Linked DNA regions of Homo sapiens: region 1 is linked to region 2. The links are chromatin loops, found by intact Hi-C in ENCODE. Cell type or tissue: heart right ventricle. All regions are shown on one strand. Region 1 holds the start of LOC105371279 (a long non-coding RNA gene). Region 2 overlaps FTO (FTO alpha-ketoglutarate dependent dioxygenase).

Evidence for each region. Hi-C counts contacts between places; a loop is a spot of excess contacts. Peaks named below come from ENCODE experiments on the same cell type or tissue, not always from the same donor. Only the 100,000 strongest peaks of a DNase experiment are listed, where the experiment ranks them.
Region 1: a loop joins it to region 2, with 4 times the contacts of the local background. A loop is called at or near these places in 10 of 110 quality-filtered maps.

Annotation. Positions count from the first base shown.
Region 1 is chr16:55,368,473-55,373,472 of GRCh38, reverse strand. LOC105371279 (a long non-coding RNA gene) reads left to right here and starts at 3,908. Exons shown (of 3, transcript XR_933600.3): 1 at 3,908-4,087. In heart right ventricle, a CTCF peak has its summit at 2,238; DNase peaks (open chromatin) are centred at 502 and 2,212; H3K27ac peaks cover 3,314 bases.
Region 2 is chr16:53,771,044-53,776,043 of GRCh38, reverse strand. All of the region lies in intron 1 of FTO (FTO alpha-ketoglutarate dependent dioxygenase), which reads right to left. Among named protein-coding and RNA genes, the nearest start is that of FTO, 69 kb to the right of the region's middle. In heart right ventricle, CTCF peaks have their summits at 2,527 and 2,731 (motif pointing left); no DNase peak of the experiment used is centred here; H3K27ac peaks cover 1,695 bases.

The DNA of each region.
Region 1 (5,000 bases), 1.6 Mb before region 2:
TCTTGGTGCAGTCTCTCCCCAGGATGCTGTCTCGCAGTCCCCTGCCTTCCCTGCTCTTTGTCTCTTCTCAGCTGTCCTATTTCTGGTGCTTAATTACAGTCCTGCTATGCAGACAATGACGATGCCATCATTCTCAAAAGATGATTGTGTCTGCTCGGTCTTTTGTCCAGAGCAGAAAGACAGCAAGATGGTCCAGATCATAAAAATGCGTGCTGTGTTAGCTCAAATCCATTTTGGAAAGCACTGGAGTGATGTTGTCTGTCACCACACTCATGGGCTCACCCAAAAAGCTCATATAGCTTCTGATCTGCTCCGGGCAGGATGTCTTATTAAATTAATTACAATTTTCAGACCTAAGCTCTTTTTTTAGAAGCACTTTTAAAACAGCTTGTGTGTGTGTATGTGTGTGCGCGCGTGCGTGTGTATGACGGGAGCTGGAGTTTTTCCAGCCAGGAGCAAATTTAGCCACTAAACAGTTTGGGTGGAAAATGTGCTCGGGCATTCGGCCTGAGTTTAGGCCTTGGCAAACAGAGCTGTTATCTTCATTGGACACAACAGGCAAAAGGCCAGAGACAAACTTTTCAAGGCCCTCTGAGCATATTTGAGACCAGGTGAGGATGAGTGGGGAGAAAATCATTGGCTCCAAGAGGAGAAGAAAAGTACCATCAACTGCAAATGAATAATAATGTTATCAACAAAACTAGAAAACATTCTCATTTTAAGCTGAAAATATTATGCTTCATAAGGGGTATGAGTGTATTTTAGTATTCTGACACGGCACAGGACAGGACAACACGAAGCGGACATGCCCCGCCTGGGGAGATTTTCTGAAGGCCTCGTGGGTAAACAGGGCTGTCTTTCTCTCATCGACCTCACTAGAAACCACCTAGGTTGCTCCGAAAGAGAAAGCTTTTGTGGTGGGAGGAGAGAGGCTTTTATTCCTCCATCATAAATCGGAGAGTTTAAACTTCACTGGCAAGAGGAAGATTTAAGAATTAAAATGATGAAAACTTATAAAATCTTTCCAACAGGACGGTAATTGCAGTAATAATCCCCTTTGTTATAGAAGCTACTGTATTATGGGTGACCTTGACTTCCATTATGTACTGTTACCTTTAGCTCGGAATCTATAACTCAGGGGACTATTAATTATCTTGCCATAAGTGCCGGCCAGAGTGGGGGGCTTTCTGAAAAAGTAAATGCCACATCGATATGAAGTGGAGTTTCTCTGCTGCTCGACGGCTGTTATCAGCGATTAGGGTTCAGCAGCCCGTGGTCAAAGCCAGAAGATTATTCCTGCTTAGGTTCCACACCACCTCAAACTTTTCTGATCACCATGACCTCTGTCTGTGATTTATCCCAGCTCGTGAAACACAACAGTTTGTATATACAATTTAAACACTCCTACTTCTTCATCAACCACATCCCTGGGGTGTGCTCTCCTGCTAAAAGGTGAATAAAAATAAAACACTCTCTTTTCAAATATTGTTTTCCTTGGGGTGTTTTTTTTTTTTTTTTTTGCAATTTAAAGTTTGTCCCATGGAATGATACATTCCCATCTTCCATCATGTATTGTTATTGGGACAGAGAACATTAATTATACTATATCCAGCTCAATAAATGTTGACTATCCTATGCTGGGGGTGACACAAAGAATTTTTTTTAATGAGCCAGAAATCAGATTAGAGGAAGGCCTTTCACTTACCATCTTTTTCTTAAAAGGGCTAGCTCGAACCAACATTCTGACTACTCAGCATCCGTTGGAAATCGTATCCTTCGATTTCAATCTTCGGTTACAGCCAAGAAACTATTCTGAGAAGTTCTCAGCAGTCATGACTAACCCCAAAGCAAGATTTCCATTTTCCCCCCAATGCCCTAATTGAATTTAGGGGTCGGTTATGTTTTGCATAGGCATCTACCCCACATCAAGGGCAGGCATTCAAAAAGAGTCTTATGGAGTGGATCAGATAAATATGGGCTGCAAATGTGCTGATTTACCCCAGCTTGTAAAACAAAACAATTTACGTACACAATTTAAACATTCTTTCTAGTTTTTCACAAACCACATCCCTTGGGTGTATAATTGAGATTTCCTTGCCACCCAGAAGATAGTGAGCTAGTCCGCCGGGCTTTGTTCCCCTTCTGCGGGAGGGCGGCTGGCGCTGTGAGCTGCTGCTTAGAAACGAGAGGCCGGCAGCTTTGGATTCGCGGCTGTCAGATGCTGGACCGGGCCGGCAACGCTAGAGTGCAGGCTGACATAAGGATTACGGATGTGCTGCAGCCAGCCTGACGGAAAAGGCAGAAGCCTCTGCCAATAGAGGTGTTGTCTGTTACCTTCTTTATTTAGGCTTCGGGAGAGAAACCGGAGCCGAAGTAGGTAGAGGGAAGGAGGACACGTTTGATGCTCAAAGACCCCTGCCAGCTTGAGTCACATTGCCATGAGCCGGCTATCCGTATAAGATGCAAAAGCAGCAGCCGGAAAGGCATGCTTTTCTACCTTGGTTCTCCCTCGGTAGAGCCCTGGAGGAGGGGATGTAGATCTTCCCGTAGGTGAGGCTGCGATCTGTCCAAGGATCTAAAATCTACTTCAATAATCAGGGACCTGGGCACCTTTCCCCTAATTGATGTCGGAATAACTATAGTAAGGTGATCCAACCTAACCATCCATCAGTAAGAGAATGAGAGAGAAATAAAAGAATAAAGGAAGTGACAGAATCACATAGTGGAATACTACATCACAGTTAAAAGGAACGAACTAGGTTGACAGTTGGAAAAAGCAAGTTGTAGAATTTCACAAAGACACCAAGTGCTACTCCCCATGGCTTCTGGATTCCTCTAGATGTAGTGAAAGTACAGAAATGAAGGCAAGAAGGAAACATACAACATTTAGTCCAGCCGCTGGAGAAGGAGGAAGGGAAAGAGAAGGCTAAGATAGAGACGGGACAAAAGAAACTTCGGATTTATGTGCATTGTTTCATTTTTACTAAACTAATCTGGAGCAAATACGGCTTTTAAAAGACACGTTTTTCTTTCTGTTTTGTGGGATCTTGTTCGTTTGCATTGTTCTCAGTACTTTTTGTATTTACAGTGGTTAATTTTAAAGAAAAATAATTGGAAATATGAGTGTAAACCACAGACAGATGCTCACTTTCAACACAGCTCCGGTGTTGGGTCCATAAGCCCCCAAGTCAGAATACAGCTGAAAAGTTGTAGAAGTCAGTCACCTTTATAATTTTAAATGGCACCATTTGGGTGTAATTGAGTCTCTTTTCTCCCCCTCCATCCCCGCCCCTCTCCTTTTAGTCAAATTAAACTTATTGATTAGAGCCCATTAGTATGTAATGGATTGTTAATTTGACTCTTTTTACAAATCATATTTATCTGCACCAATAAAATATTTGGATTTAATATTCATATGTCACATTTATGGTGATGTTGATTGAGGGCCAAGCAATTTGAAGTGAAAGCAGACACTCCGTCCTTTATTCACACAAGGGAAATGCACAATTAGCTCCATGCACTCCTCCAGAGGTGAGAAACTTAAATATAAAGAAAATTAGAGAAAAGGAGAGAAACGTGCCCCCCCCCCGCCTTTTTTGCAGACATGAAAGAAACTCCATATAGTGTTTACACATTATTCAGCAATGGACTAGAATTGGTGCATCCTCCTCGTGTGTTACTCAAGTTATTTATAATGTGGTTGCAAAATCCCAGCTAGGAACAAAAAGTCAGATTTTTGGTAAACATCGATTAAGCTGTGGCCTCTTGTACTCATTTCTCCTATAGAGGAAAATAGAGCCCCAAGAAAGATCACGTCCTTGCCTCCTTTTGCTGGTAGAGGGCACTTAACAGTCAGATGCTTAAAGGGAAAACATGAATATATTTTATGTGCATTTGAAATAGATATTAACTGAATGCTGCAGGTGATATGGCAGCTGGGAATGCAGGAGAAAAATACTGAAAACTGCTGCCATTTATTGAGTGCCTATTCTCTGCCTGGCTCCTGGAATAATGATAACAATATTTAACATATAATACAGCATGAGCATCATCCAGTTGGAGTGGATGCCAGCCGAAAACACAACTGGTAAGCTTTAGTGGTGCACCAGCCAAGTTTTCAGCCCTGCTTGCTTCTGGAACAGGAAATGCTACGTTTAAGTTTGTTTAATGCTCAATTAAAGGAGCTGCATTCGCCCGGGCTGCTAATGCATTTGATTATTTCTTTTCTCTTTTTTTGTACTCTTAACGTTTTTTAAGTCTTAAAACATCTTGGCTTTTTTTGTTTGTTTGGTTGGTTGGTTTTTGCAAGCCACTTCAAACCTTTTGAGAAGCAGTCAGGGTATCCATTTTAAATAAATACATGATTTTCCTGATCCTGGCCAAATCTCATTACAAAGAAAACCGAGGCACCATCAGATTCCTTTGTTGCCCAGGGGGTTGTCCTATCAATATTGTATAAAGCAGTCAGGTCATTGGCTAGGCTTCAAATTCTTTTTTGTTATTTCGACCGTTTGGGGTAATACTTGTTGTAATGAGAGGCAATCTTTAAAAATAAAATTTCTTTTCATGAGGTTGGTACAAAAAGAGTCTTGCACAGTCGATGACTGACTGTGACAATATTTGGTCCATGGTCTTTGCAGACAAAGAGCTTGGCTGGTCATCATTAACGATGGTGCATGATTGCTACAACTTTTTTTGACAGTCTGCTTTCCGACAGAAACTATAAGCAGCCTATTGTCAACTCGTTTTACTGAGCTCAGGAAATTTCCATTTGTCACTTAACAGCCATGTGTCAGAAGCAAGATGCTTTGAACATGAATTGTGATTTCTTTCAGTTATCTTATGAGAATGCATGTTCTTTCCACTAGCGTGAAATGACCTAATTTTTGAAGTGGTAACCTTTATTAAAAAAAAAAACAATTAACATTCAAGTTTTCATATTTAATACCATCGTAAGTTTTTTTCCTCTAAGAAACCCAATCCCCTTCAAGGCAGTCATT
Region 2 (5,000 bases):
CCCCAGATTGACCCTCCACCATCCCCTTTTTCCCAAGCAAGTAGATGTCTAAACCATGAAAAATCAACAAATCAATCCACAACAAATATTTACATTGTCGACATAAAAAGGAGCGGAGAGTATATAGTCATAAAAAGAAAACTAACGATATAGGTAATAAAATTAAAATGCCTTAGTAAACCATGCTATAAGTATGAAGAAAGGAGAAAAAAACTCTGTGCCTAAGTGATCAAAGGAATAAACAAATGAGAAAGAAAACAGACTATTAAAAGCAGGCAAAAGGATAGCAGAGCTGAAAAGTTAGTAAAGGACAAGACACTCTGACATCAGTGATTAGACCTTTTGGCTAAAATTCAGTTCCAGCAGGGGGAAAATGAAAGATAAGCCTGGAATGATAGATTGCACCCTGATTATGGAAGGTCCTGAAAGTCAAGCTAAGGAGTCTGGATTCTATCCTGCATGTAATGAGGAGCCTCAGAAAGCTTTTGAGAAGGACAGGAGCACAGTGGAAGGATGTTTGTTATTTGTTGTTCTGATTTTTAAACACCAATCTACTTATAATATGGTTACGGTGAAAGAAACCAAAAGCCAGATAAGGAGACTACTGCAAAAGCCCAGGCAGACAGGAGCTGGACCTGAACAAGGAGACAGCAATGGAAATGAAAAGGAATCAAGAGTTACAGGTAGGCAGGTGGATCTGAAATCTCACATAGTACCAAGACACGTGACTAGGAAAGGTGGGGCCATATAAGAAATAAGGAAGTCAATGTCATTAACACATCTACTGAGGGCCCACTAAGCTAGTTGCTGTGCTGGACAGAAAATGCAATATGAGTTGGAGGTAAAGATATTTTATTTTAAACATGCTGGGGGAAGAGGTAGATATGGTGGCACTCAGCACCCTTCCAATCTCCTCTTATTGTGCCTTCCTATGGTGCAGAGGATGAAAAGGTAAACACTATTATTTCTCAGACCCTTTTGCAGCTAGGAGTTCTGGATGAGAAATAAGCTTCACCAATTTAATGGCGGCATGTGAGAATCAGAAGTCAAAAATAAAATGGAGGCCATCACCTTGCTGTTTCAACTTTTTCTGCAGGCAACATAGTCATGAGGCAATAACATTCCAGAATCTGGCCATTCACTTTGTAGTTCTCAAATGCCAGTTGTAATGGTGGTACCTTCCTGATCCCAACTACAACTATGGTTGTGTGTTCTTACAAATCAACAGTTCTAGGAATGACTCCTGATTCTTAGCCCTTCCCGAGTGTGACAGATGAGCGGCTACCCTGGCAAGCCAATCTGTAATATTGTTTCAGAAGCCCATCTCTGGAGGCTCCACCTTCAGCCCATTTCTCTGGTCCTCCTGATGACTTTATATCAACCTATTTCCCTATCTCACATAGTTTCTGTTTCCTACAACTAAATCCAGACATATATAAAGGGTTTAAGTAAAAGTAGAACAACCAAGTGAAAATAGTTGATACACAGTTAAAAGAATGGAACTTAAACCTTGGAAACAGAGCCAGGCCAGAAACAGAGCCAGGCCACAGTATATGAAAATAGGTACTATCTACACAGATGCAGAAGTCTGAGCCCTCAGACTACATTAATCCATCTTCTGGAATTTCTACAACTCACCTTGGAATCAACAAAGAAAAATCTTCCTAGCTTTCTTAGGTAATTATAGCAACATCTTATATTTACCTGGAGCTTTGAATATAAGCAAAGGTATATTGAGAAGTTATTGTTTCACTTTTACCTGGTGGAGGAGACACACAAGGGTGCGTATTATAATCTCCATTTTAAGAAATGAGAGAATCAAAGCACAGAGACGGCAAACAGTTTGCCTAAGGTCATAGAGGGTAAGTTAGTGGTCCAGCTAAAGTATTTCCTGCTTTAAACCTATTTTATCCTGTTTGGTCTTCTGTCGGTTAATTCTGACCACATTCTAAAATAAACGTTGAAATTGTTGCTATAGAAATATTAGGAGCCTAAGAGGGCTTGTAAAAACCACAAAGAATTAAATGGGGCCGAACTTACGACCATGGAAAAAATTAAAATTCCATGTGTAATTTTCTTCTCCGATTTTAACCTAAAATGTGGTGCTTGTGGCAGGCCCACTGTTCCTATGACACGCTTCCAACACTCACAGTTCTGAGTAACAAGTGTCGTCCAATTATTCCAGCAGCTATTCATTTATTTTTCTGTCATTCTATGAGTTGGAAAATTAACAGTGTTGTGTTTACAAACCTTCACTAGGTCCTTACATAAAAGCTCAAATATGTTTACGTTACACACAATTCTGGTCTGAAGAAGCTCAAAAGCCAGTTAATATAAACCTATTCTGAACAAATGTGCGAAAACTAGTCCTGTTAGGCAGAGGTTAAGCTTTGACCTTCCCAACTTTCTCCACAGAATGTACAATCCATCACGTACAAAAACACAGTGAAGATGTGAGGTGTTGGTAAGTACCCCTGTTAGTGAGAAATTCTGCTAATTATTACACCAAATAAGCATAGTTAACAGGCCATGACCACAAGAGGTGCATGTTTCAGGGCGTTAAGTAGCTGCCTAGGGTGGAGAGGAATATATTACACTATGCCCTGTACCAATAAAACAATTTCCCTGACACCTAGAAATCCAGTCAGCTGGAGCAAGATAACAAAAGTGTTCTATGGCGTGGCTGTGTGGAGAATGATACTTCAGTGCCACCTAGTGACTTGCACATTTCAACTTAGGAGTTCAGAGAAACTGACAATATCTTCCACCTATGCTTGGAAGCAGGAAAACAGGAGTAGAAGAAATCACATTTGGAGGGCTCCCCAAACTAAATGCTTGCTTTTTTTTAAAGCATACATATATTTTATTCTTTCCTTTTTCTCCCTACCTTGGCCTTTCTAAATAACCACCAAATAGGTATATCGCAATATGAACTCCTCAAAAAAAAAAATAAATAAATAAATCAAAGGCCCAAGTAATCAGCTGCTTCCCAGAAATACATTTTACTTTACCAATAATCATCTGACAGAAAGTTCCTTCAAAATTAAATCTTAAGAACATTCCAAGGGAGAAAAGGAGAGAGCAGACAGGTGGTAAATTAAGACTGAAAAGAACTAAAGGCTTTGAATCTGTAAGACAAATATGAAAAGTAGCAAACTTTGTATATTAGCATAATGCTAATGGTTTAAAAAGTAGGAACTCTGTACAAAGATTTATATGACAATAAAAGACCATGTAACCTGAGTAGTTCCATTCTACCCTTTGAATCAAAATTACTTTTCCCATGGAGACTGCTTCCAAGCTGATGATTTCTAATGTAGCATCTAATAGACACACTGAATATTCCTCCTGCAAATACAGTTAGTCCCAATTCAACACCAGTGCCAAGGAAATCCATGTCTTCCTCAAGCTAATGGTCTAGTGAAAAGAGGTGTGGTATGTATTACTGCAGATACAGTCACAAACAAAGCCTAGTTACTGCCTCATGGAGTTTACATTTTAATGTTGGAAGACAGATAAAAAACAAACAAGAAAACAGTGTATCACATGTTGATGATACAGAGAAAAATAAAACAGGATGAAAGAAACAGAGAACGCCAGCAGGCCATGAAGTAGGGAGTACTATTTTCGGGTAATCAGAGAAAGTCTCCTGAGAATAGGATGTTTAAATAGAGAGCTAAAGGAAGCAAGTGAACCAGCCACGCAGATACCTGGGGGAAGAAAGTTCTACAAAAAGAGAGAAGAGAAAATACAAAGGCCCATGGCAGGAAGCACTTGCCCTGTTAGAGGAACAAAATAGGGGCCAGTCTGAGTGGGTTAAAAAGAAAGAGAAGAAGAGTAGGGGAAGAGGTCAGAAACGATTCAGGGAAAAAGATCAGAAAGAAAGCCAAAGAAGTTGTTTTTGTTGTAATAGCAGCTTTATTGAGATATCGTTAACATACCACACAATTTTCCCCTTCAAAAAAGTATACAAGCCAGAAAGTATATTCATAGAGTTATGCAATCGTCACCACTACTTAATTTCAGAACATTTTCACTACCACAAAAGAAAAAGAAACCCTGCATCCATTAGCAGTCACTCCCCATTCCTCTCTCCCCAGCTCCTGGCAATCACTAATCTATTTCCAGTCTCTATGGATTTGTCTATTCTGTACATGGAATCATGTAATATGTGGCCTTTTGTCACTGGCTTCTTTTACGGAGCATATGGTTTCAAAGTTCAACCATTTTATAGCATGGTACCAGTACTTCATTCTTTTTATTGACAAATAATATTCCATTGTATGGTTATGCCACATTTTAATTGTACATTCATCATTGATGGGCGTTTGGGTTTTTTCCACTTTTGGCTATCATGAATAACGCTGCTGTGAACATTCATGTACAGGTTTTGTGTGGACATACATTGTCATTTCTCTTGGGTAACTAGGAGTGGAATTGCCGGGTTATATGGTAACTCTACGTATAACATTTTGAGGAAACATAAAAGAGTTTGAACAGAAAAGAGATTTGTTTTGTTGTGTTTTGAAGACTAAACTTTGATTGCTATGTAGGGAAAGGCAAGGAAAGAAGCAAGGAGACTAGATAGGAAGAAATTGCGATGATCCAGGAGAGTGATGCTAGTGGCTTGGAGAAGGATGGCAGAAGGAGACGTTGTAAGAAGTGGTTGGATTCTGAATATATTCTGAAGACAGATGCAACAGAATTTGCTGATGGGTGAAATGTGGAATGGGAAAGACGAAGTCAAGGATGTTTCCAGGGTTTTTGGTCTGAACAACTGGAAGGATGAAGATGTCCTGTACTGAGATGGAGATGACTATAGGAGTAACTATAAATATTAGTTCCCTCTCTATTTCCTTCCTTCTCTGGAGATTCCCCACATTCTACCTTCAGAGTTGCTTGAAATGTTTAATCATCAGAAGCAGTTGCTATATTTCTTAATTGCCAATCCCTTTCGCGAAAGTCTCTATCATAGCCCCAACCTATAGCGAAGTCCCTTT